3 separate regions of the Homo sapiens genome follow, and all the other regions are linked to region 3. The links are chromatin loops, found by intact Hi-C in ENCODE. Cell type or tissue: PC-9. All regions are shown on one strand.

The links. Peaks named below come from ENCODE experiments on the same cell type or tissue, not always from the same donor. Only the 100,000 strongest peaks of a DNase experiment are listed, where the experiment ranks them.
Region 1: it touches region 3 in a loop (6-fold over the local background); 5 of 110 quality-filtered maps call a loop at or near these places.
Region 2: a loop joins it to region 3, with 17 times the contacts of the local background. A loop is called at or near these places in 100 of 110 quality-filtered maps.

What each region holds. Positions count from the first base shown.
Region 1 is chr15:67,044,940-67,052,939 of GRCh38, forward strand. The region is part of intron 2 of SMAD3-DT (SMAD3 divergent transcript); the gene reads right to left. Among named protein-coding and RNA genes, the nearest start is that of SMAD3-DT, 15 kb to the right of the region's middle. In PC-9, no CTCF peak of the experiment used is centred here; DNase peaks (open chromatin) are centred at 4,002, 4,742 and 5,312; H3K27ac peaks cover 4,077 bases.
Region 2 is chr15:67,453,683-67,461,682 of GRCh38, forward strand. The region is part of intron 16 of IQCH (IQ motif containing H); the gene reads left to right. The region is part of intron 3 of IQCH-AS1 (IQCH antisense RNA 1); the gene reads right to left. Among named protein-coding and RNA genes, the nearest start is that of C15orf61, 63 kb to the right of the region's middle. RefSeq lists an enhancer at 3,269-3,563. In PC-9, CTCF peaks have their summits at 3,475 (motif pointing right) and 3,674; no DNase peak of the experiment used is centred here.
Region 3 is chr15:67,831,796-67,839,795 of GRCh38, forward strand. SKOR1 (SKI family transcriptional corepressor 1) reads left to right here. Exons shown (of 9, transcript NM_001365915.1): 6 at 479-553; 7 at 812-886; 8 at 1,397-1,462; 9 at 1,947-2,787. The coding sequence ends at 2,041. SKOR1-AS1 (SKOR1 antisense RNA 1) reads right to left here and starts at 7,084. Exons shown (of 3, transcript NR_120345.1): 1 at 6,915-7,084; 2 at 5,295-5,638; 3 at 2,513-3,986. LOC105370870 (a long non-coding RNA gene) reads right to left here and starts at 802. Exons shown (of 4, transcript XR_932395.3): 1 at 621-802; 2 at 1-8. RefSeq lists enhancers at 1,700-2,536, 5,034-5,564 and a silencer at 2,113-2,262. In PC-9, CTCF peaks have their summits at 410 (motif pointing left), 2,257 (motif pointing left), 4,794 (motif pointing left), 4,994 and 1 weaker place; DNase peaks (open chromatin) are centred at 7,176 and 7,956; H3K4me3 peaks cover 2,101 bases; H3K27ac peaks cover 819 bases.

The DNA.
Region 1 (8,000 bases), 790 kb before region 3:
AGGGTCTCACTCTGTTCCCCAGGCTGGAGTGCAGTGGTGCAGTCAGAGCTCACTGCAGCCTCCACCTTCTAAGCTCAAGTGATCCCCTGATGTCAGCCTCCCACTACAGGTGCATGCCACCATGCCTGACTATTTATTTATTTATTTATTTATTTATTTATGAGACAGAGTCTCATTCTGTCACCAGGCTGGAGTGCAGTGGCATGACCTCAGCTCACTACAACCTCCACCTCCCGAGTTCAAGCGATTCTCCTGCCTCAGCCTTCCGAGTAGCTGGGACTACAGGCACGCACCACCATGCCCAGCTAATTTTTGTATTTTTAGTAGAGACAGGGTTTCACCACATTGGCCAAGATAGTCTCGATCTCTTGACCTCATGATCCACCTGCCTCGGCCTCCCAAAGTGCTGGGATTACAGGCATGAGCCACCACGCCCGGCCAATTTTTTGTATTTTTTATAGAGACAAAGTCTCACCATGTTGCCCAGGCTGGTCTTGAACTTAAGTGATCCACCTGCCTCAGCCTCCCAAAGTATTGGGATTACAGGTGCGGGCCATGGCACCAGGCACAGTCTCACTTTGGTAAACGGGAACATCTGGGTTGTTTTATATCACAACTCACAACTCCAAGGTGATTTCTCCCTCCCCACATAAGGAACGGTGCTGAATGTAGTGTTTGCCCTGAACTTTGTAATTTTCATTCCCATACATATCTTTTCATTTTGTAAGTTTTTAATCAAAGTATCACTTGCATTAGGTGCACAAATCTTAAATGTACAACTTGATGGATTTTACCAATGAATATGTCTGTCTGTGCAACCACCACTTGGATCAAGCTAGGAAACATGTCCAGAACTCCAGAAAGCTTCCTCAGGAAGTACCAGTTCAGTGTACCACTGGTCTGACCTCTACCACACGGATGAGTTTCGCCAGCTTTTGGCCTTCCTAAGTGTGAAATCATACACATGATTCTCTTTTGTGTCTGGCTTATTTCACCTGTAAGAGTCACCCTGTTGTTTTGCACAGCAGTAGTTCATTTGTTGTTACTGCTGTGTAGAATTCTTGTGTGACTATACCATAATTTATCCATCCTACTAATGATGGACATTTGTGTTATTTCCAGTTTAAGGTTATTATGAATATATAAGCATTCTTATACATGTCTTTTGATGGACTTAATGGCTTATTTCTCCTGGGTATGTAACTAGGAGTAGAATTTGGGAGGATGTTTACATGTGTTCAATAGTGAATGCTGTCAAACCGTTGTCCAAAGTGGTTGCACCAATTTACTTTCCCACCAGCAATGGATGAGAGCTCTGATTAATCCGCATCCTTGACAGTACTGGTGTTGTTAATCTTTTAAATTTTAGCCATCCTAATGGGTATGTGGTGTATGGCATTATGTTTTAATTTGCATTTTCCAGGTAATTAGTAAGGATGAACACCCTTTTATATGCTTAGCAGCCTTTGAATATTCTCTTTTATAAAGAGCTGTTCAAGTTTCATTTTTAAAAAATTGACCTCCTTTCCTTTTCATATTGATCTACAGTTCATTGTGTAACTTGGAGGAGTTCCTTCAATATATATTGCAAATCTCGTTTCCTATTTTTTGTATTCCTTTTCAGTATTTCTTCAATGTCTCTTTTCATGAACAGTTCTTAATTTTTTTTTTTTTTTTTTTTTTTGAGACAGAGTCTCACTGCCTCCCAGGCTGGAGTGCAGTGGCGCAATCTCGGCTCATTGCAACCTCCACCTCCTGGGTTCAAGCGATTCTCCTGTCTCAGCCTTCTGAGTTGCTGGGCCTACAGGTGCACCCCACCACGGCCAGCTAATTTTTGTATTTTTAGTAGAGACTAGAGACTGAGTTTCACCATACTGGTCAGGCTAGTCTCAAACTCCTGACCTCAGGTGATCCCCCCCGCCTTGGCCCCCCAAAGTGCTGGGATTACAGGCGTGAGCCACTGCACCCGGCCACAGTTCTTAATTTTAATGAAAATCGAATGTATCAGTTCTTTATGGTTAATGCTTTGTGCCCTATTTAAGAAATCTTTGCCTATCCCAAAGTCATAAAGATATTCTCCTATGTTTTCTTCTAGAAGCTTTATTTCCCATGCACATCTTCATACTCTAACTATGTGTATATGTATCACTAAGTATATATAATTTTTTTAGTTTTAGATTCGATACAATGTAGCACATATTCTGCAACTTATTCTTTGCACTCAGTAGTGTATTTGAGAGCTTAATCTTTGTTGATACATGTAGCTCACATTCATTCACTTTCACTGTAGCAAAGTTAATTACACTGTGTACATAGATCATGATGTATTTACCCTTTTTCTTGCTGATGGACATTTAGGTTGTTTCCAATGATCATCACCATAAGTAATGCTTCTATGAACATGCATGCACGTGCCTCCTGGTGTGAGAGTGTCTCTGGGATACATGCTTCACAGACCAGGAGGCTGTGATTTGGAAGCTGTAGAAACTCTGCACTTGGAGGGGGTGCCTCTGGGGCTGTTGAGGAGTAGGACTGGTGAGATAGACCAGTGAGTGGGTGGAGTGGGGGTGCTACATAGTCCTGGCTCTGGGCCCAGACCCCTGTTTCATCCAGAGCAGATTTGCTTTCATGCTTTATAACCTGGGGTTCTGTTTAACTCTTTGTTTGAAAAATCAGTTCTGCTTTAAAAAAAATAGATTTCTTTTAAACAAGTGACTGTGTTAAGACATTGTTCCCAAAGGGTTATAGGTTAAAAAAAAAAAAAAAAAGGAGTCTAGGTTTGGTGGCTCATACCTGTAATCCCAGCACTTTGGGAGGCCGAGGCAGGCAGATTGCTTGAGCTCAGGAGTTCAAGACCAGCTTGGTCAACATGACGAAACCCCACCTCTACAAAAAATACAAAAAATTAGCTGGGCATGGTGGTGCGCACCTGTAGTCCCAGTTACTTGGGAGGCTGAGATGGGAGGATTGCTTGAGCCTGGGAGGTGGAGACTACAATGAGCCATGATTGTGCCACTGTACTCAGCCTGGGTGACTGGGTGACAATGCAGGACCTTGTTTCAAAATTTAAAAAGGATGAGCCCTTCAGCCTTCAGCCTAAAAGTCTGCTCACCACTATCACTCTACATTGTGAATTAACCCTTCACGTGCAGCCCTCCCTCTTCTCATCCCCAGCTAGACGGCTTATTGGTGTATCCTCAACTGTCCAGCTAATAGGCTTGTTGATACGTTGATTCACTGATGAATGACCCTTTGAATAACTTGGCAGCATCATCTCATATTTGTACATTGTACAGTTCACAAAACAGGTTCATAGCTATCCTTTGCTTCAAAACTGCCAACACAGAGCCTCAAGGATTATGTGGTGGAAGAATCACTATCCTCACTTCACAGAGGTGATCCTAGGTCTCGGGGAGATGAGGAGGCTTGAGGTCTTGTGACTGGGTGCTGGCAGATTGGAACTTGGACCCAGGCCTTTGAATCCCGGCATTGTGCCAACTCCACTGTTGAGTGTGGCCTGAAAACACGGCCTTAATCCAGCCGTTAATTAATAACTAACTTGTGTGTTGGCCTCTGCAGTTTACAAAGTCTCTCCCTTAGGTCATTTCTTTTAATCTCCACAATCCTTTGGTGGCTGGATGTTGTTATTATTTTCCCCCAACCTGTCCCTTTGCAAAGAGGGGAAACTAGTGCTCAGAGGGTTGAAGTGTCTTACCCAAGGGCACACAACTATGGCTACAGAGCTACACTCAATACCCAGCTTCCAGCTTCCCTGTCCTCTGTTCCCCATCCTCTGTTCCATCCCTCACTTTTCTTCCCATGGGCAGGCCCTGGAGATGTCTGAGCATGTGGGCTTTTCAGCCACCCTCCAGCAGCCTGAAGGCCTGGCTCTCCTGGGCAGGCCCAGGAAACGCCTGGCTCAGTGGTGCTGAGCAGCCCCTCCCATGAGGCCTCGAGTTGTTTTTCTTATCTAAATAAACTCTACACAAACATGGGCACATTACTCATGTGTGAGTTATTTGCGATAGCATAGCCCAGAGATGGGGAAATCAGTTCACACTGGAACTATGTCTCAACCTGGTCAAAAAACAAATGGGGAAATGGAGTTCTAGGCCCAGGGCAGCAAAACTCAAACCCACACCCCATCTCAAGCCCAGGGAAAACTTCTGCCCCTGGTCACATGCTCTGTGGACCCCACTGGAGGGAAGACAGAACCCACCTGTGCCTAGGGAAGGACATGAGGGAGCTCCAAGGGGTGGGCTCTCGCTTCCAAGGCCAGCCTCTCTTCCCACAGGCCATCTTGAGGAAAGACAGAGACACACCCGCAGAGCAGGAGATCTCTGCTTTATCCTCTAAGCATTTTGCAAAATGAGTGCTGGAATCCATACCTGGTCCTTCTCCCCACATGTAATTAGATTCCTTCAACTTTTGGACTTGGATCTTTCACCAGAAGGCCTTGAGATCAGGGGAGGGGCTTAAGGAGCTGCTATATAAATGAAGACGTGTAACTTAGCTCAGTGCCTGGCAGGGACCGGCTGCTTTCATTACGGTTGAGGGGCAGTTGTTTGTGTGTGTGATGGGAAAGAGAGATGATGCTAAAAGCTGTTTATCTTGGCCCACCATCACATACCTTCCCAAAGGCTTACACACCCACTCTCTCAGGCATGTTTATTACCTCATCATTTAGGTGAGGGCCTCTCAGAGAAGTTCTATGATGTGCTGGAGGTACCCACGGGATGTCAGTCATAAACCATGGAATGTGGGTTTTGTGTTTGCAAAGGGCTCTTGGACACAGGATCTCAAAGGAATTCTTGACAGAGCTAGAAAAAGAGCCTTAGCCCCCTGACCCCTAGATCAGCAGATTTTGCTTCCAGAAAATGTTTCTAGGATGCCCAGCTCTCTGGATATGACTCATATTGGTCCCAAGGAATGACAGCCCTGCACATGGCTTCTGCCCCAGGGCTCTGGAACTGTGCTGCCTGGCCCCTGTGGTCACAGGGATTCCTTGCTCCTCTTTACCAGCTTCAGACCAAGGGACTCGAGCTTGGAGAGGCTGTGGTTACTGTGCTGCGTGGGTCTTGTCCTGGAGACCTTGTGTGATTCATCTTCGTGTTCCCACAGGGACTGTCACTAAGACAGGGCTGGGTTAAGACCCTTAGATATCCTGAAAGATCAGTCCTCCCTCATATGAAATTCAAAGAAAAACAATTCTAAATCTGAAAAAAATGCCACCCATCCATGTGGGCTGAGCTCAAAATAGCTTCCTTCTAGAGATTTTGATTGCAAAATCCTGGATGAATGCAATAAAGCTGAACTTTTTTCCTTGGCCTAGGAGTGGGGCAAGGAAGGGAGGGGTTTTGCCATTGGTCTAAGCACCTACTTGCTCTGCTTCCTGAGTCACCCAGATTGCCAAGGGGGTCTTGTACGTGGTAGATGTCAGCCCACGTCTTCTAAATTGAATGACGTGTGCCTGTTTCCCAGAAGAGGAATAAATCCAAGCAATAATGTGTCAAAGTATGGGCACAGAGTCTGAGCCAGCAAACACACACACACACACCCATGTGCACCCGTGCACACACAAACACAAGCCCATGCAGGTACACAGAGGGGAAGGGGAGCGGGGGGAGGGGGGAGGAGGGAGGAGGAAGATAATGTGTGGGGACCCAGCAACCTTTCTCAGTTCCAGTTTAAATGAACAGCAAAATAAAAACATGTTGTTCTCTCTCATAATTAATAGATGTGCTTGGAGTTTCACCTCTTGCCAGGCCCCTCCCCTGGTGCTAACTGACCCTTTATGGACAAGGTTTCCACAGAAGTATCAGCTACTAACCCTGAACCACGTGGCTGGAAGGCTGGGCCTGGAACCTTTAACTTCACGGAAGATGCACCTCCACAAAGGGTTTTTAGAATTTCCTGTTGCAGCCCCAAGAAGAGGAATGCATTTCTACCTAAAACGGGCTTAGATCTGCTTAAAAAAATAACAACAACGGTAAAAATACACTTAATGAATGTGTAACAAACCACAAAAACCACAGAAAGTGGGGTTTGAGTTTGAGGGGGAGTGCATAATTGTGTGTATTTTAGACATTAAATTAAGGTAACATGGCCTCATTTGGAAAAATCTGAGGGGAGGAAGGAAAGCACCATGAAAATGTGAGTTCCATGCTGGCTGGGAGTTCAACTCTACGGTACCCAGTGAAGCGTCAAGGGTGGAGAGTGTTCCTTTGTCAGTGTGTGTGTACATTTGTTTTTCATTCATTCATTCAAATATTTACTGAGAGACTACTTTGTGCCAGGCACTGTCCTGGACACTTGACAACAGAGCCATTAATTAGATATACAAGTTCCCACTCTGGCTACTCACGTCATTGGGAACAGAAATGATATTTTCTGGCTCTTGTATTAAACTAACTGCATGCTACTCAAGGGCAGCAGGCCAGGCTCTTCTCTTGTGGCATTTCTTCTACAAAGCACCCTGAAGTGTGTGCCCACAATGGATGCTCAGGCAATAGGCCCAATGTGTGCCCTGATGCCCTGGTAGGCACTAGACTTCCTTTTCTTCTATCACCTCCTCTCCTGCTCTTATCTCCTAGGCCTCCTGGGTGGCCTTGGCAGAATAAGGCCCTGAGAGTTTAGCAGTTGATTAAAGCTGGCAAGAACTTGAGGTGTTACTCTCTCATGGTCATTTGCATCTAGTTATGGGAATTAGGTCAGAGCTAGGAGAGTCTCAAAGGCAAAAAGCTTTCAGCTAGAAGAATGACAGCTCCATGGCAGGGTGGAAAGAAGAATTCCAAGGCAGAGAAGAACCCAGAGAAGAACTAAGTAGCAGTGTCTGCAGTGGGTAATGAAAGGAGGGCACTGAGTCATGTATTTGCAGCTTGCAATGCCAGTCGGCTCCCTTCATCTTACAGATGAGGAAGCCAAAACTAGGAGTGTAAACAGCTTGCAAGCTGGGAGCAGGTCCATTGCTAGGACCAGGCCCTCCAGACCCCTGGGCACTCCAGTTGGTCCATTAATCAGGTCCTTAACTAGGCTTCAAGAACTTCAGATAGGGCCAGGTGCAGTGGCTCACGCCTGTAATCCCAGCACTTTGGGAAGCCGAGGCAGGTGGATCACCTGAGGTCAGGAGCTCGAGACCAGCCTGGCCAACATGGTGAAACCCCATCTCTACTAAAAATAAAAAAATTGGCCAGGCTCGGTGGCTCACACCTGCAATCCCAGCACTTTGAAAGGCTGAGGCGGGTGGATCACAAGGTCGGGAGTTTGAGACCAGCCTGGCCGGCATGATGAAACCCCGTCTCTACTAAAAACACAAAAAAATTAGCTGGGCATGGTGGTGCGTGCCTGTAGTCCCAGCTACTCGGGAGGCTAAGGCAGGCGAATTGCTTGAACCTGGGAGGTGGTGGTTGCAGTGCGCTAAGATTGCACTAAAAAAGAACTTCAGATAGTTTTCAGGCAAAGAGACTCTTTCCCCAGGTTGCAGCCATCCTCTTCATCTGTAAGTGAAGTCAGCTCTGATAAAGGGCTGTGTATCATCCTGTACTATGTGCCTATGTTTCTTCTGGTCCCTGTCATTTCCTAGTAATTATTTGAAGGCAGTGAAATATAGTGCAACTAAAACTGAAAAGAAACCATACAAGAAACAGCAGGATTGTGATCCAAGTCACCTAAATTTTAGCAGTTGGCACCTCAAACCAATCTTCACTTATATCTTTCCATGTGTACACTACAGATTAGACCTAGGACATCACCTAACCTAGTGGCAGGATGAACACGGGACTGAGAGTCTGCAATGTAAGTCCAGAGGCTGTGTGTCAGTTATGAGACCTTTGGGCAAGTCACTTCATCTTTCTAGGCCTCAGTTTCTTTTTCTCTTTCTTTCTTTCTTTCTTTCTTTGTTTCTTTCTCTTTTTCTTTCTTTTTTTTTTTTTTTGAGACGGAGTCTCTCTGTCTCCCAGGCTGGAGTGCAGTGGCACAATCTCGGCTCACTGCAAGCTCTG
Region 2 (8,000 bases), 380 kb before region 3:
TGAGGAGGCAGTCTGCCCGTTCTCAGATCTCAAGCTGCATGCTGGGAGAACCACTACTCTTCAAAGCTGTCAGAGAGGGACATTTAAGTCTGCAGAGGTTACTGCTGTCTTTTTGTTTGTCTGTGCCCTGCCCCCAGAGGTGGCGCCTACAGAGGCAGGCAGGCCTCCTTGAGCTGTGATGGGCTCCACCCAGTTCAAGCTTCCCGGCCGCTTTGTTTACGTAATCAAACAACTAACTCGGCAATGGCGGGCACCCCTCCCCCAGCCTCGCTGCCGCCTTGCAGTTCGATCTGGGACTGCTGTGCTAGCAATGAGCAAGACTCCTTGGGTGTAGGACCCTCTGAGCCATGTGAGGGATATAATCTCCTGGTGTGCTGTTTTTTAAGCCCGTTGGAAAAGCGCAGTATTAGGGTGGGAGTGACCCGATTTTCCAGGTGCCATCTGTCACTCCTTTCTTTGACTAGGAAAGGGAATTCCCTGACCCCTTGCGCTTCCCAGGTGGGGCGATGCCTTGCCCTGCTTTGGCTCATGCATGGTGTGCTGCACCCACCATCCTGCGCCTACTGTCTGGCACTCCCCAGTGAGATGAACCCGGTACCTCAGTTGGAAATGCAGAAATCACCCGTCTTCTGCGTCGCTCACGCTGGGAGCTGTAGACCGGAGCTGTTCGTATTCGGCCATCTTGGCTCTGGTCTTGATCTCTTGACCTTGTGATCCGCCCGCCTCGGCCTCCCAAAGTATTCAAAATTCACACTTTTAAAATATACATTACAATGGTTTTTAGTATATTCACAGAGTTGTGCAACCATCACCATTATCTAATTTTACAACATTTTCCTCAACCCCAAAAAAGAATGCTGTACACATTAGAAGTCACTCCCCATACCTCCTTCCTCACAGCCACTGGAAAACATTTTCCATCTCCATGGATTTCCCTATTCTAGGCATTTTATATAAATGAGATCATACAATAGGTGGGCTTTTGTGACTGGTTTCTTTCAGTTTCTATAATGTTTTCAAGGTTCCATCATGTTGTAGCATATATCAATGCTTTGTTCCTTTTCATGGCTTAATAATATCCCATTGTACGGCTATACCACATTTTGTTAATTTATTCATCAGTGAATGGGTATTTGGGTTGTGTCCACTTTTTGACTGTTATGAATAATGTTGCAATGGACATTCATATAAAAGTGTTCGCATAAACATGTGTTTTCATTTGTCTTGGTTATATACCTAAGAGCAGAACTGATGGGTCAAATGGTAACTCAAAGTTTAACTTTTTTAGGAACTGTCAAAGTGTTTTCCAAAGCAGCTGTACCATTTTGCCACCTCACTAGCAGTATATAAGGGTCCCAATTTCTCCATATCTTTGCCAACACTTGTTATTGGTTTTTTATTTCAACCATCCTTGTGGGTGTGAAGGAGCATCTCTTATCTGTGTTTTCAAGGAAGATTTTTTTCCCCTTGTGTTATTTTATTGAATCACCCAGCAAAGATTGATTGGGCACTACTAATATCAGGAGTGCTGTGCTGAGTGTTGTACAGGATGTAGGTATGAAAAAGAGAGGTTCTTGCTCTCAGTCTCATTCTCCTCTCTAGGAATTTCCCAAAAGTAAACAAACTTGCCTTGAATTTGAAATCAAGGGCTCTGAACTCTGGTCTGAACTCTACTCCTGACCAAGTCTCTTCCCCTTGTGAGCCGCATGCCTGGGGTTTGAGGGGACTGGACTAGACCAACTCTAAGGCCATAGCTCAGACAGTCCATATTTCTTGCCTATATATTCTGCAACCAAGGTTGTTCTTTATTTAAAAATTCTGGTTTCCTGGAAATGTCAAAGAAACTGGGAAGGAAAGGGGAACTCTGCAGCCAACTCACTGCACTGATTAGGGCCAATGCCACATGCTCATCCTTACCGAGAGAGGATTTTGCTTTGCACGATGGTCATCGAAGGCTGTTCATAGGAATCTTCCCCAATGGGATCCACAGAACAAGAGCTCTTCTGCTTTGAAAATCCTCACAGAAGACTTTTGGAGATCATTTGAAGTGACAGTAAAGGAGCACTTCTCAACTAAGAGAATCCTTCACCAGCCCTGCCATTTATAGCATGGAAATTAAAGAGGGAGAATAACTATCTACAGTATGGGATTACTATATTGAATTGCCGTGGAAGGCGCATATACAATTACTAGTCCTAGAAACCTGAAATAGCTTATAAAAATTGTGTTTTCATGTTTATTATAAATTAGTGCTTAATGTCAAAATAAAAAAGTAGCATTCCAAAAATTCATAAGAAAAAAGCAAAGAAATGCTTAAAAAGAAATGAGTATATTCTGTATCTTTATAAATAATAGTTGGGCCATTGGTCTTGAAAGTAATAGAGGGAGGGTCATAAATGCATGGAGGCTGCAGAAGAAACTCAGAAAAGGAAGCAGAGAAAGCAAGAGTATATTAAAAGATTTGTGATTTTTTTTTACAAAGGTGAAAAGTATAAATACAGCTGCCGATGATGAAAGTTTAAGTTTCAAGATTTTCCATTTTTGATCCTCAAATTAATTTTAGATATAGTTTCTGCATATCATGAACGAATTTCCAAAGTCACAGAGAAACTTGGCACTCTGAAGAAATTGATCTACTAATGCTGGCAATGAAGTGTCATAGAAAGAACTAGCCTGGAAGTCAGGAACTTGGGCTTTGATTCTAGTTCCTCCCCTAAATGTGGGACCTGAGAAGTCATTTCACCCTCAGAGTCCTCACCCATAAAATGAAGAGATGAGAAGGATGGAGGTCATTCTCAGTCAGCCAGGACAGTGCTGGTTAAGACCTCCCTAAGCCCTGAGTATTTTTAGTTTTAGAGATTCCATCCTACATCGTATCAAATGTATTAAAAATCCATTTCATCTATTCCATGAGGATAATCATGGAATATGATTTAGACATAACTGTATTAGTATTGTGTTGTATCTGACCGACATGTTCTATTTGGTTGATATTTTTAAAACATTGTTATTTTGCTGTTTTCTTTTCATATTTGGGAGCCAGGAACTCCCAAATATGGATTTTGGATTTTTTTCAGAATCCAAAAGTTTTGAAGGCCTTTGAAAATCACGGAAGTCTTAGGTACGCCTGGCCCTGAGTGCTAAGTGGTGGGGCACAGATGGTTTGCAGCCTCTTACCCCACCCACTCCAAACACCCCATAGAAGGCAGTGTCCAAGGGGATTGGTACAGAGATGGAAGCTCTAGTTGCTCAAAGATAGCTTCGTGGAGCTGTGATTTAAGTCATGCCCAAAAAGATGAGTAGGATTAACAGAGACAGAGGGGAAGGCCTCTAAGCTGAAAACCAAGAGGCTCAATTGCTGACCGGGGTGACTGCCCTGTACAGCGACAACTGCCGTTCTTCACTTCTCCAAGAGACTGGGCTATCCCAACAGCTGCCACCAGGTGGCAACAAGCCAAGCGGCTGCTCTCCCCTCTGCCTATTGATTTAGGCAGAGGGCCTATTGCATTTTAATGTTATGCAAACAACTCTTACCAAATACCATAATCACATTAGTATTTTACTAATTGAAAATTCTTACAGTGGGGTGTACCAACTCCTTTAAAATTAAGCATGAGGTGTGTTGTTTACCACAATGGAGAGCTCCATGCTGTCTGGAGATTCAGTGATCCAAGTGGGGAAAAAATATGTCATTTAGTAACTGCCTAAGAAAACGTGTTCTGTTTATAATAGCTGGGATTCTGAGGCCTGTATTTAAATAGCATCTGCAAAGAGTTAAATGTGCTCCCTGTCTCTGAGAAGCAGGCAAGAACACAGAAGTCAAGAACCAAGTGAATTCTTACACCTGCTCAAACTCTGCTCCCAACAGTCAGATGGGGAAGAAGTGGTCAGGACCCAAAACAGATTTATGTCTGCCAGGCCTCTGTAGTAATAGTCTCACACACTATCTCATTTAGCCACTGAATCCACACATATCCCTCAGGGATAGATCCCATCAGGCCTATATTAATAGACAAGGAAATAGGCCCAGAGAGGGGAAAGAAGTTGCTTAAGACCACAAGGCCAGCACTCCCAGCGAGGTCCTGTGACTCTGGTCCAGGGCACTCTCTGTCCTGAGAAAGCCATCCACCTCTCCCAAGCCACGGTCCCCTCCAATCCCATTACTCTCAAGCTGTTGTCACTTTTCCCCTACCAAGCTGCCCCTGTCCTTCTCCACCTTACTGCATCTTAGCCTAAACGTGATGAGAAGTGGACTGAGCTGCCTCTGCCTTGTCCCCTGGGGAAGGCCTCAGGTCCTATAGACCTCACTTCTCACCAATCCAGGAGAATCTTGAGCCCCAGGCCCAGAAGTGAGAGCAGAGAAAAAGCTTCTTCCCTCCCAGGAACTGATTCTGTTTTATCCCTAGAGCCTAGCCATGCACATCCTCCTGATTTTACAGCTGCAAAAGGAGAAAAAGTGCCTGAGATTTCAACCCACCCTCTATAACATGCTGTAACAAAGGCATCTCAAACTTAACTGATCTGAAATCTTGATTTTACCCTCCAAGGTATTTCTCTGGCATTCTGCCCCAGTGGGAAATGGTAATGCTATTCTTCCATTTTCTTCAGGGTGGAAGTTTTGGAGACACCTTTGGCTCCTTTTTCTCATACTGCACATCCAATCCATCAATAAGTCCTTTTAGTTCTACTTTTGAAAAATATCTATAATACAACCACTTCTCCCACCTTCCAGTTACCAGTGTGGTCCAGCCACCATCATCTCTCACCTCAATTACTGCAAGTCTTCCTAACTGGACTCCCTGTTTCCATCCTTGCCCCCTCAGGGCCTCTTGTCAATGCAATTAGAGTCACATTAGTTAGCTCACATCACTCCTCCACTCAACACTCTCCAGTGCATTCCCAGCCTCCACAGCTGTAAAAAGGAAATAAGCCCTTGGCTCTGTACCTAGCCAAACCAGTAAAACAGAGGGAACCATGGCCTACCCATGGCTGTATTCTCTACCAACCAGAGGAGCTGGGCAGGTGACCGAGCACTTGGTCTTACTCTAGAAAAAATCAAGTGGTCCAATGCTGGATTTTCTGTCGAACTGGGGCTGTGAATGCTGTGAACATGGGCAGAGAGGTGACTCACACATCCCTTTGGCCAACCAGCTACTGAGCATGATGGGCCGTGTATCACAGTTCACCCTGAAGGCTGGATGCCATTTCTGGCGTGGGTGAATTCTCAGTACTGCATGTCTCAGAGTTGGCTTATTTGGAGTGCCTGTCTTTTTAAAAATTTTCGGCAATATGATAAATATACACAATTCCCTGTTAGCCTCATAGATACATCTGGAGGCAACAGAGGGAGGATTCACCCAGACTACTATCCCCAGTGAGTGATTAGTTAAGGAAAGTGTGGCCCGGAGAGGCAACTTCTTTTGGGTCACAGATATTTGTCTCAGACCCTGATACCAAAAGCTGGGGCCTTTAGTGGGTCATTTATCCTGTCTGAAATCTCTGGTTCTTCTTACAAAAAGAAAAAGAGGAAGAAGACGATAAGAAAACTTAGAGATGAGTCTGCAGAGCATCTTTGGATTCATAAAGCTCTGAAATCCTGATTCTTCAGTGAGTGTTATTTGATCTATAAATTAGTCTCTGAGTCCCATACGTGCCCTGATGCCCATAGGAGAAGGGTGGCAAGAGGCAACACTAAACCCTTTGCTGAGAACTTTATTTGCACAGAATGTAGGGCCTGAGCACATCTGCCCACATCTGCGTGCTCTGCCACCCATTCATCCCGCCTGTCACCAGAAAGAGGCAGAAGCAGCAGGGGTGAGCAGGCAGCCTCCATCTGCTGAGAACACCTCAGGCAAAAAGGGCTCAAGACCAGGCTTCTCTCCCACCCCTCCCCACACAGAAGCATGTTGCTACATTGTCATCTCAAAGCTTGCGGTCCAGATCCTTGGACCAGAACAATCTGGGCAAGCTGACCTTTGCCTGACTCCTGCCCTGTCTGCTGGCTCTCACCTGCCCAAGGCCTCCAGATGCAGCTGTGGTTCACACGGCATCCAGCACAGTAGCAGTCAGGGCAGTGGAGAGCAGGGGCCTCTGTAGCACTTCTGCCCTCTCCACCCCACTGGCCCTGCTCCTTTGCAGGCTACAATGCACTTCTTTACAACCAATCCAATAGAAATAGAATTCAGCCAGGCATAGTAGCTCAGGTCTGCAATCCCAACACTTTTGGAGGCCAAGGCGAGAGTATCATTTGAACGCAGGAGTTTGAGACCAGCCTGGGCAACAAGATCTTGTCTCTACAAAAAAGGAAAGAAAAAAAAATTAGCAGGGTTTGGTGGTGCAAACCTATTAGTCCTAGCTACTCAGGAGGCTGAGGCAGGAGGATCGCTTGAGCCCAGGAAGTCAAGGCAGCAGTGGTTTTATTATTATCTTATTATTAATACTTTCTTATTAATGAGATACTTTGCATTCTTTTTTACATCCTCAGTCCTCAAAATCTGGTGTGCATTTGTACCATTTCAAGTGCTCAATAGCCACATGAGGCTAGTGGCTACCATATTTGATAGTGCAGATCTAGAATATACATGGAAGTCTATATACAGTTGCAGTTATCGTGATTCTGCTAATGTTAACACTGGCTGGTAACATTTTGTTATATTCTCATCTAGTCTTTTCTACATATATTAGTTTTGCAAAGCTGAAGTCATGTTGCTTGTGTAACTTTCTATCCTCCTTTTGCTGTTTTGTGCATCTTCCTAAATCATCAAAAGTTCCTCACAACCACTGTCTCTAATTATATCAGACTATCCCATCACTTGGATGTGTCATAGTCTTTTTAGCCACTGCCAAAACGTTGGACAGCAAGTGTTTCAGTAATATAGGTAATACTGAGATAATTATTTTTTGTATTCCTTGTGCTCTTAAGACCTTAATATAAATCTCTCTAGCATTCTAACCATTTTTAACAAAGTGACCTTTAATCAGTCAAACAACTGGCAACAAGTGATTTCTGACTGACAGCTGAGACACCTTATGTTCTCATTACTCACCTCTGACACCTGGTTCTGCAACCTAGGGCAACCACTTCACTTTTCACACCACAGTCGCTCCATTTATAAACTGACTGTATTAGGTGATTTTTAAGGGTCTTTCCAGCCCTAACCTTCAGTGATATTTTTCCCCCACCCTCACATCTAATCAATTAACCTGTCAAGCCAGTTATTATAAGTCATCATAAGTCATGTCAAAGCCACCACATAAACATTTTAAATTCATCCAAGTCTCCCATGCCCACTCATAGTACTTTGTTCAGGCCCCCATCATTGCTCACCTAAAGTGGGACAAGAGTACCTAGTGCTGAGAGATTAGATTCTAAAGTTACCATCAGAGTCCCAAATCAAGAATAGGATTAAATGGGCTGGGCTCAGTGCTCATGCCTGTAATCCCAGCACTTTGGGAGGTCGAGGTGGGTGGATCACTTGAGGTCAGGAGTTGGAGACCAGTCTGGCCAACATGTTGAAACCCCGTCCCTACTAAAAATACAAGAATAGGATTAAATGAGAGGTGTGAGAACACATGGGCCTGGCACGGAGGAGGTGCTCAGTGAATATTTGCTGCATTTGAATCTGAAACCAGCCTCAAGTGACCCACCTGGATCTCATTTCCTAAAAGTTACGGAAGAGGAGTTCACAGTGAAACACTGGAATTGCGAATGCACCCTGCTGCGTGCCCTGCCCCAGACACGAGGTGCTGCAGGAAGACAAAGACTTGGCAGCATCCCCTAAAGGGCTGACAGTCTAGAAGGGGAGATAGGAACCCCTGTGCACAAAACAAGCATGCCTCAGGCGGTGTCTTCAATGGAAAGACCAGATGGAGAACAGAACAATTATCTGAGCAAATCAGGCAAGCCTGCTGTTGAGGAAAAGGCTGAAGAAAATTTGTCCTCCTGTTTCCTTTGAGAACCAAGGGGTTAGGGCAGCCAGAGGAAGCAAAAGCATTTCAGC
Region 3 (8,000 bases):
CAGACCTCCTGAAATTGCAGGCAAACTGTTGTATGTGTATTTTTCTGGGAAAGGTGTCCAAGGCTCTGACCAAAGCCTCCCTGATTTATATTGAAAGGGCGGCGGTGCGGGGGGGGGAGGTCGGGGCCGGGGCGGGGGCGGGGTCTGTCACTTGAAGTGGGAAATCAAGTTTCCGTGGGCCAGCCTCTTAGGTTAGGGAGTGAGGAACAACTTAAAGCAGTTGCCCAGCTGCATAGTTCCTGGAGCCAGGGCCTAGATTCCACCGTCCTGAATTTATTCTCCTGGGCATCCTACCCACAGCCCAGTTTCTTCACCCAAATCCTTTGAATGCAGTTGGTAAAGCCAGAGAGCGGAGGGCCTCCACCTACTGGTCATCCTTCTCAACTCTCCTTTCAGGGTTGTTGGCCAAGGCAGAACCTGAGCTCCAAATAACCCTGCTTTACCTCCCACTTTACCTCCCACTTTTCCCCTTTCACAGAGGAATTGCAAAAACTGCTCCTGGAACAAATGGAGCTCCGCAAGAAGCTGGAACGGGAATTTCAGAGTCTCAAAGGTACCCACTGCCATCCTGCCTCACCCCACCTCATCACCGAGCCTTCCACCAGGGTGCCCCGACCTACTCCGAAAGCCGGGTGCCAGGCAACTGGTACTAGGTGCCCTGCAGGAGACAAGAAACTGTCCTTTTCCAGGGCTGCAGGCGAATGGCTGGGTGGGAGTTGGGGGTAGGGGTGAAAGGGGGGGCCAGGAGTGAGAAAGTGGAGCCGGGAGAGGGGGCTGTGCGTAACAGCTCTCACTTAATCAATTTGCACAGATAATTTTCAGGATCAAATGAAGAGGGAATTGGCTTATCGAGAAGAAATGGTGCAACAGCTGCAAATTGTCAGAGGTAAGACGGGAGTCAGGTGAGCTCGTGCACGGGCCGTAACTGCCTCTCGTCTGGCAGGAGCCGCAATGTTGGCTCAGTCATTTGGATTTAAATTGAAGGTAATTTAACAATTATTTTTTTATTTAATATGCTTTGTATACTCTGATTAGCCTCAGAATGGCAAGCGAGCCCAGCAAACGGCTTGCAGGCATCATTACATGGAGTGATTGAACTTCTTATCGCGGCAATTTCCATGGTTTCTAAATTAAAAATCGAGGCGTAAAATTACCTGGGAAGTAATGCCTAAGTTTGCTTTAATTTTGGTTAGATCCATCTGCCTTTAAGCGCCATCCCAGGCCATTTCCTTCCTCCGCCAGTCTGCAGTTAGGAGCTCCGGTACCCCCTCCCCCATCCCTGGAGTTGTTTCTGCGCGGAGCTTAGCCCTGGGGAGAGGAGGAAGCCCGGGCTGTGACCCCGGCCTTTCGGAGGGTGGTCTGCGTTTCCTCACTGGCCCCTCCCCTTGTCTTCCAGATACCCTGTGTAACGAACTCGACCAGGAGCGGAAGGCGCGCTATGCCATCCAGCAGAAATTGAAAGGTGCGGAAGCCGGGAAACAAAGATAGGAGGGGTGCTGGGTGCCGGCCGTGCTGTCGACTGAATGAATGAATAGTGGGACTAGTGAGGAAGGCCACGATCCACGTGGATCAGGATCTGTGAGGGAGAAAAGTGGGAACTGATTTTAACGGGAAGATTATTCTAGGATGGTGGGGGTAAAAAGAAAGAGCCCCTTGGGCTTTGGACGTCAGAAAAATCTGCCTTCTATTACCAATTCTGGCTTTGAGCAGGTTGACTCCTCTCTTACTGTGCCTCAGTTTCCTTTTCTGTAAAATGGGGCTACTGAACCAGAGCAGTGGTTCTGAATCACCAGCTTTTGTCCTACCCTCCTGCCTCCTCCTGATCCGCTCGGTTGAGATTCCCTGACCCCAAAGGGTTGGTAAGGCCGGGGAGGGGAAAGGGTGGACTGCGCGGTGAGGTGAGCCTGGAGAGGCGCCCAGAGTGACCCTCGCGACTGTCTCCCCAGAAGCCCACGACGCCCTGCACCATTTCTCCTGCAAGATGCTGACGCCCCGCCACTGCACTGGCAACTGCTCCTTCAAGCCACCGCTGTTGCCCTAGGGCCGGCCTGGCCGCACCCCTGCGCCCTCAAGCCATGCTGCTCCTTGTAAATACCCGCTGCTGCGGTGGCCCTGAGCGAGGAACAAGCCATTCGGACCCGACCGATGTAAATACAGCCGCCCGTCCGCCCGCCTTCCTCCCGGGCTCCCCGGCCTTGCCCGCCCCCTCCCGGGCGTCCCTGTCCAGGGCCCCGGCTTGGTTTCCAAGTGTAAATACCGCCTCGCGCCTCAAATCCCCCTACCCCGTGTGAACTCTAGGGCATCGGACCTCAAGGGGTTAACTGGACAGACGGGGGGCGGGAGGGGAGAGCGCCCCCTCCCATTGTATAGCCTTGAACCCGATTGTGAATACAATGTAGCAACTTCGCTGGCGCCTGCCCCGCACTCCCCGTCCCGTCCACTTCTGAAACTCCTGTTCCTAATGACAAAGTGGCTATGTGCAATGGATATAAATGTACTGTGAGTCTCTCGGTTCAGTATTAGGTTCACTTTAATTTATTTATGCTGTAAGTTATTTTTGCTTCCTTCTCCTGGACCCACTTCCAGTCCCGTTTTGCATTCCCCTTTGGATTTTGCTTTGGCTATTTTTTGTTGTAACCTCTTGATGTAACAGCACTTTAAAAGGGCGACAACTGACTCACGAGATGGCAACCACCTGGAGCCTGTTTGGGGAGACCACCCTGTACCCGTGACTTTCGTTTTTAATAATAATAATAATAATAATAAAAGATGTCACTTCTGGGGCTACGGAGGTGGGAGTGCACCGGCGGAGCGGGGCGGCGGAACACCGTGCAACAGGTGGGGGTGGGAGCCGCCCCGCGGGTTCTGGGGCTCCCAGGGTCAGAATCGGGCCTGCTCAAGTGGGCAGCAGCGAGCACTCAACCTCTCCACTGTGCCCTCCAGACACACTCAGTTTTCCCCCACAGGGCACTCCCTCTCCGCGTTTAGGACCCTCCCTTGGGCCCGGAATGGAGGAGGGGCATTACGTCACGGTCCTTAGCGCAGCGGTCCCGGGCTCTTTCCTCAAGAGCTCGAAGGCGCCGAGGGTTCATCCATGCCCATTTCCACGCCTGCCACACCGGGGAAGTTACCTCCGGGGCGCTCACAGACAGGGCGCCCTGCCGGGAATCCCAGGTTCAACCAGAATTGTCCCTTTAGATGGCGCGGGCACCGCCGGCCTGGCCTGGCCTGGGAGCGCTGCGGCAGGGCGGAGGTCTCAGGGAGTAAGGTGGTCTCCGCCGGGCAGGCTTGGAAAGGAAGGCGGGACTTGGAGAGCTCGGTCACAGACGGCCTCCCGTCTGCCCCGCCGCTACCCGAAAGGAGGGAGCCCCGTCCGCATTTTCTGTTCGGTCCATTTTAGTTCGAGAGGGGCTAAGGACTCGCCGGGCCTCGGCTGGGGCGTCCGACGTCCGGGTCACGGTTGGCAAGGCCTCCCAGCGGCCTCAGTTTCCACAGCGCACCTCCTGCTTGGGCTACAGACGACGCTGCAAATTGCAGAACACTCTTTGCAGGGAGGAGAGTGTGGATGGAGTGGGAGAGAGCTCACGGCACAGGGAATCATTCAGCCTTGGCTTTCATTTCTCGCCCTCGGCTGGCTAGTGGGGGTCCCGGGTTGAGCCCTTCTTTTATCTTTCCTGGGTCTCCGTTTCGGCCTCTATGAAATAACACGCAGGCCTCCGTCCATGCGGCTCGTAGAAGGCGGGCGGCAGGCCCCGCGCCACCGGCCAGCAGCTCGGGACCGGGAGCCCTGGGCTGAGGGGGCCGGGAAGTTTCGTGGCGGGTTGTCTTGGTGGGCCTTGGACGGAGCCGGCTAGTAGGGGCGTGCTCTGGGCCTCCCCGAAGCTGTGCAGACGAGGAGTCCCGCTGCGCGGTACAGCCAGGAAGCCAGTCCCTAGAGTCCTTTGCGCTGGGGGTCGGAGCCTTGGAGTCCCAGGATGTTCCGACGGCTAAGACCAGAGCGGACACAAAGGAGATAACAATGAAGAGGGCGCCGGCAAATGGCGAAGCATCGCCTCCGGACAGGCCATCTCCGGGCAGGGCCCCTCTAGGGAGCGGGAACGTTTCATATGCATGGGACCCACCAGATCCGCTTTCCGCTGGACCGGTGGCGAAACTGAGGTCCAGAGAGGAAGAGACTGGAGTCTCCAGGCCGCGCCAGGGCCCGCGGAACTGCGACGGGGCGGGACAGCGCGGGTGTGGGAGTTTGCCGGCCCCTTTCCCCACCGCGGATTGCACCTTTGGAAGCTGCACTTTTCTTCTCTGTAAAATGGGCATCACCATTACCACCCAGGCAGGAAGTTCCGTGGCTGCGGCTCGACAGAGGAGCCAGGCAAATGCTCCTTCCCACCCTTCCTTCCCAACTCCCCCCAAAGTGGAAAAGCTCCTAGGCAGCTGGGGCCCTCCGGAAGGGACGCCCCATCTGGGCAGGAATCTCTGCGGACTGGAGTCGTAGGCGGATCCGACCCAGAAAGCTCAGTCGCAAAAACCCTCCCGGGCTTCGCGTCCCTTCAGAAGTGGTTTGTTCCCCCCAAAAATGTTAATAACCAAACGATTGGTATGGATGTAATTATCAATAATTATACTAATTATTGCTGATTGCGGGGCTCGTAGCTACTTTAATTAGTTTACCAGATTCTAATTAAGTTAAATGAAACATTAATAGGGAAAATATGCTTTGAAAAAAAAAACCCAGGATTTAAAAAAAGTCTATTTCTCGCCACAATGTTGCCACCTTGCGACAGATTTTAAGCATTACAGCCAACGCCCGAAGGCCCAGACCAGGGTGCCTGGGGTCCCAGGGAGAAAAAGTGGGGCCTGGAAGTTGGAGGAGGCAGTTGAACACAGAATATCCTGTGGGCTGTTCTCCTGGAGTGTTTGGTTTGGCCTGGTCCCCAGCGGTGCCTACAGGAGGTCTGGCTCTGGAGTCCCAGGTCTGGGGTAAGGGACAAGAGTGAACGGAAGCCGGGGCCCCTCTTGGGATCCGCAGTGGGAAGATGATCTCTATCCCCACCTGTTCTGGCAAATCCAGAGTGAGAGACTGAGCAAAGTTGGAGCCGCCGTTGGAGACAGCATCAAGTGGGTTTATTTTTCACCCCCACGGGAGAAAGCAGTAAGTCCCTTCCCATCTCCATTTCCTCTGCAAATCAGGGTAACCTGTGTGCAAAAGCACCACTTAGAAGACCCCTTAACTCCTGGAGCACAGGTGACTCTGTGTTCTAGTGGCACTCGGTTCATGAGGCTAGCAGGGCACTCACCTCCCTTTGTTATTCTTGGTTGTAAGTGTCTGTTGCCCTAAGACTGAAAGTAAGTCCACAGCAGGGGTCACACCTTGCTTTTCCTTGCAATCTTCAACACAGGGCCCAGGGCTCCACAGGCACACAACACATGTGTAGATGAAAGGCTTCCAACTTTGCGGTTCATCTAGGTGCTGAAAATGTCTGAGGGAAGGAATCCCTAGGTGCTTCTGGACAACAGCCACTGATAAGCAATTAAGCTCATTTGCATAAGGTTAATTAAACACAGGTTTACTGCTCAGAAAGAAGATCCTTCATCAATAGGATTCGTTTTGGGAGCAGGTATCAGGTAAGTGATTGTTAACCTAGAAAAGGAAAACTTTGTTCCTGTTCCAACTGTGTCCTAAAGGGGGTATTCCTTCACTCCGTCATACTTTTCCAGGTCACTGGCACACAGGTCCACCCATTCGTAGCTACCCTGCTCTAAAGCCTTGATCCGTTGCAAACATGTGACTCCTGCCTTGAATTCAGAACACCAACAAAAGCAGAACTGGATCTGCATGCTCTTCCCATGAATTCTAAACAGCCTCATCTCCTCTCTCCATCCTCAGATGCTTGGCTAAGAGCACAAACTCTGGAGCCAGATTTACTGAGGTCTCAATGCTGCCCTGTCATTGATGAGTGACATTGGGCAAGTTGTTGAATCTCTCTGTGCCTTAGCTTCCTCATCTATAACATAGGGAGATTAACAGTACCTACTTCATAGAACTGTTTTCTGTTAATATATGTAAAGCACTGAGAACAGCTCCTGGCATACAAGAAGTGCTATTGTATTGGTGTTTGCAAAGATTACAACTCCCTCTGAATTCACTTTCCTGAGACTCAAGCCAGGAATGCTTTTAGAGTCCCAAAATGTACCCCAGTCCATCACCCTCCTCTCCTCCAGGGGCCCAGAAAGGGGGCCCAGAAAGGAGGACAAACCGGTGCTTTTTCAAGCCTGGACTATTGAGCTTTCTGAAGACACATTCATAAGAATCTACAAGCACAGAGGTTGGAAGGGCATCCTGCAACGCCAATGCATGGACTATTGAGTTTCTGGAGACACATTCATAAGAATCTAGAAGCACAGAGGTTGGAAGGGCATCCTGCAACGCCAATGCATTGACTCTATGTGTCCAAAGAGGCGAAGACTTGCCCAAGTTCCCTCAGCAGGTTAGTGCAGAGGAAAGGAAGTCAGCCAGGTCTCTGGATTTTCTGGGGCTAGGAACTGCCTGTCTTTTTCCTAATTTCTGTTCTAATCTTTTCTTTTCTTTTAAGTAGCGACAGGGCTTCACCTTGTTGGCCAGACTGGTCTCGAACCCCTGACCTCGGTATCCTCCCAGCTCAGCCTCCCAAAGTACTAGGATTACAGGCGTGAGCCACTGCGCCCGACCAGTTTCTTTAGAACAATCTCAACAGTCCTTTTTGGGCCAAGTCCTTCACTCTTGGATTCTATTTTACTCCCCATAACACCCCCTTCCACATACGTAGACTAATAATATTCCAGTCTGATGGGTTGTCTGTGCTGAAAGAGAGGGAGCCACATCGACATTGGTCGTTTTCTTATTTGGCATCCCAAGGGAGACATTTAAAACTACTCACCCAATTGCCCAAGTGGCCTCCAAAGAACCAGATATCTCTAGGGGAAGAACAGAAATCCAGCCAACAAAGATTGTCCTCTAACGCCTTACATCGAAGGCCCAGAGCCAAGGAAGAGGCGGAGATGTCCCGCAGTCCCCTATGCTCGGCTGTTACCTGGAAAGGATCATTTCACTTCCACTGAAGAGAAAAGGAATGAGTCCTGAATGGAATGCTGCCCGGCAGCTCCCAGCGCCCGCTGGTAGAGTACCCGCCGCTGTCCCTGGGTGGCTCCGGGGCTTCGAGCCTAACAGTCCTCCTGCGGCGCGCCTGGAGGCTGGGAGCTGTGCGGCCGCTCCCGGCAGATCGACTGAGGTCCCAGTGGCCGCAGGGCCCACGTGCATGCTGAAGCACTAGCAAAGCAGTTGCACCATTTTTCTGTTGGAAAGATATTTCAGAAAACATTGCCTAAGTCATCGCAGGAAATCTGAACGTGGTTGGACTTTGTTTCCTCTTTGTCTTACCACTCGGGACTGTGTTTTTGTAACTCAATTACCTGAGACCTGGGTCCCGATCTTTTCAGGGTCTGTGCCTCTGTAAGTCTTATCAGGCTTTACCTCTCAGTGATTGGTGTAAAATGATGACAGTAAAACAGTAAAACCCACAGGGTGGGGCTGTCAGGAATTTTTTAAACATTATTTTATTTTTCTGCCCCCTCCCCCTTTTCTTTTTTTCTTTTATTATTTATTTATTTGGTCTGGAATATTTCAATGAAATATTGGTGAAGCCCTTGACATATGGTAGATACTCATTAAGTGGTGGCTTTTTTTTTTTTTTTGATTCAAAGGATTCTGTCACTCTTATTGCAAGTTCCTCATACGTTTATCGTTGCACTAGTTCCTGTTATGTTTCGGAGCTGAAATGGATCAACTTTGGCAAGACGAAATTTCCTTAAGTGTAAGGTACTGCAATACTCAGGATTGTGCAGAGGGAAGCAGAGGCAAGATGGGAAAGATCGCAAACTAGGGCCCGAGGGCCAGAGGCAAAATGCACCGCAGAGATGAATCTGCCTAGGCCCCACCTCCTTCTATTCCGTCTCCTAGGACTACT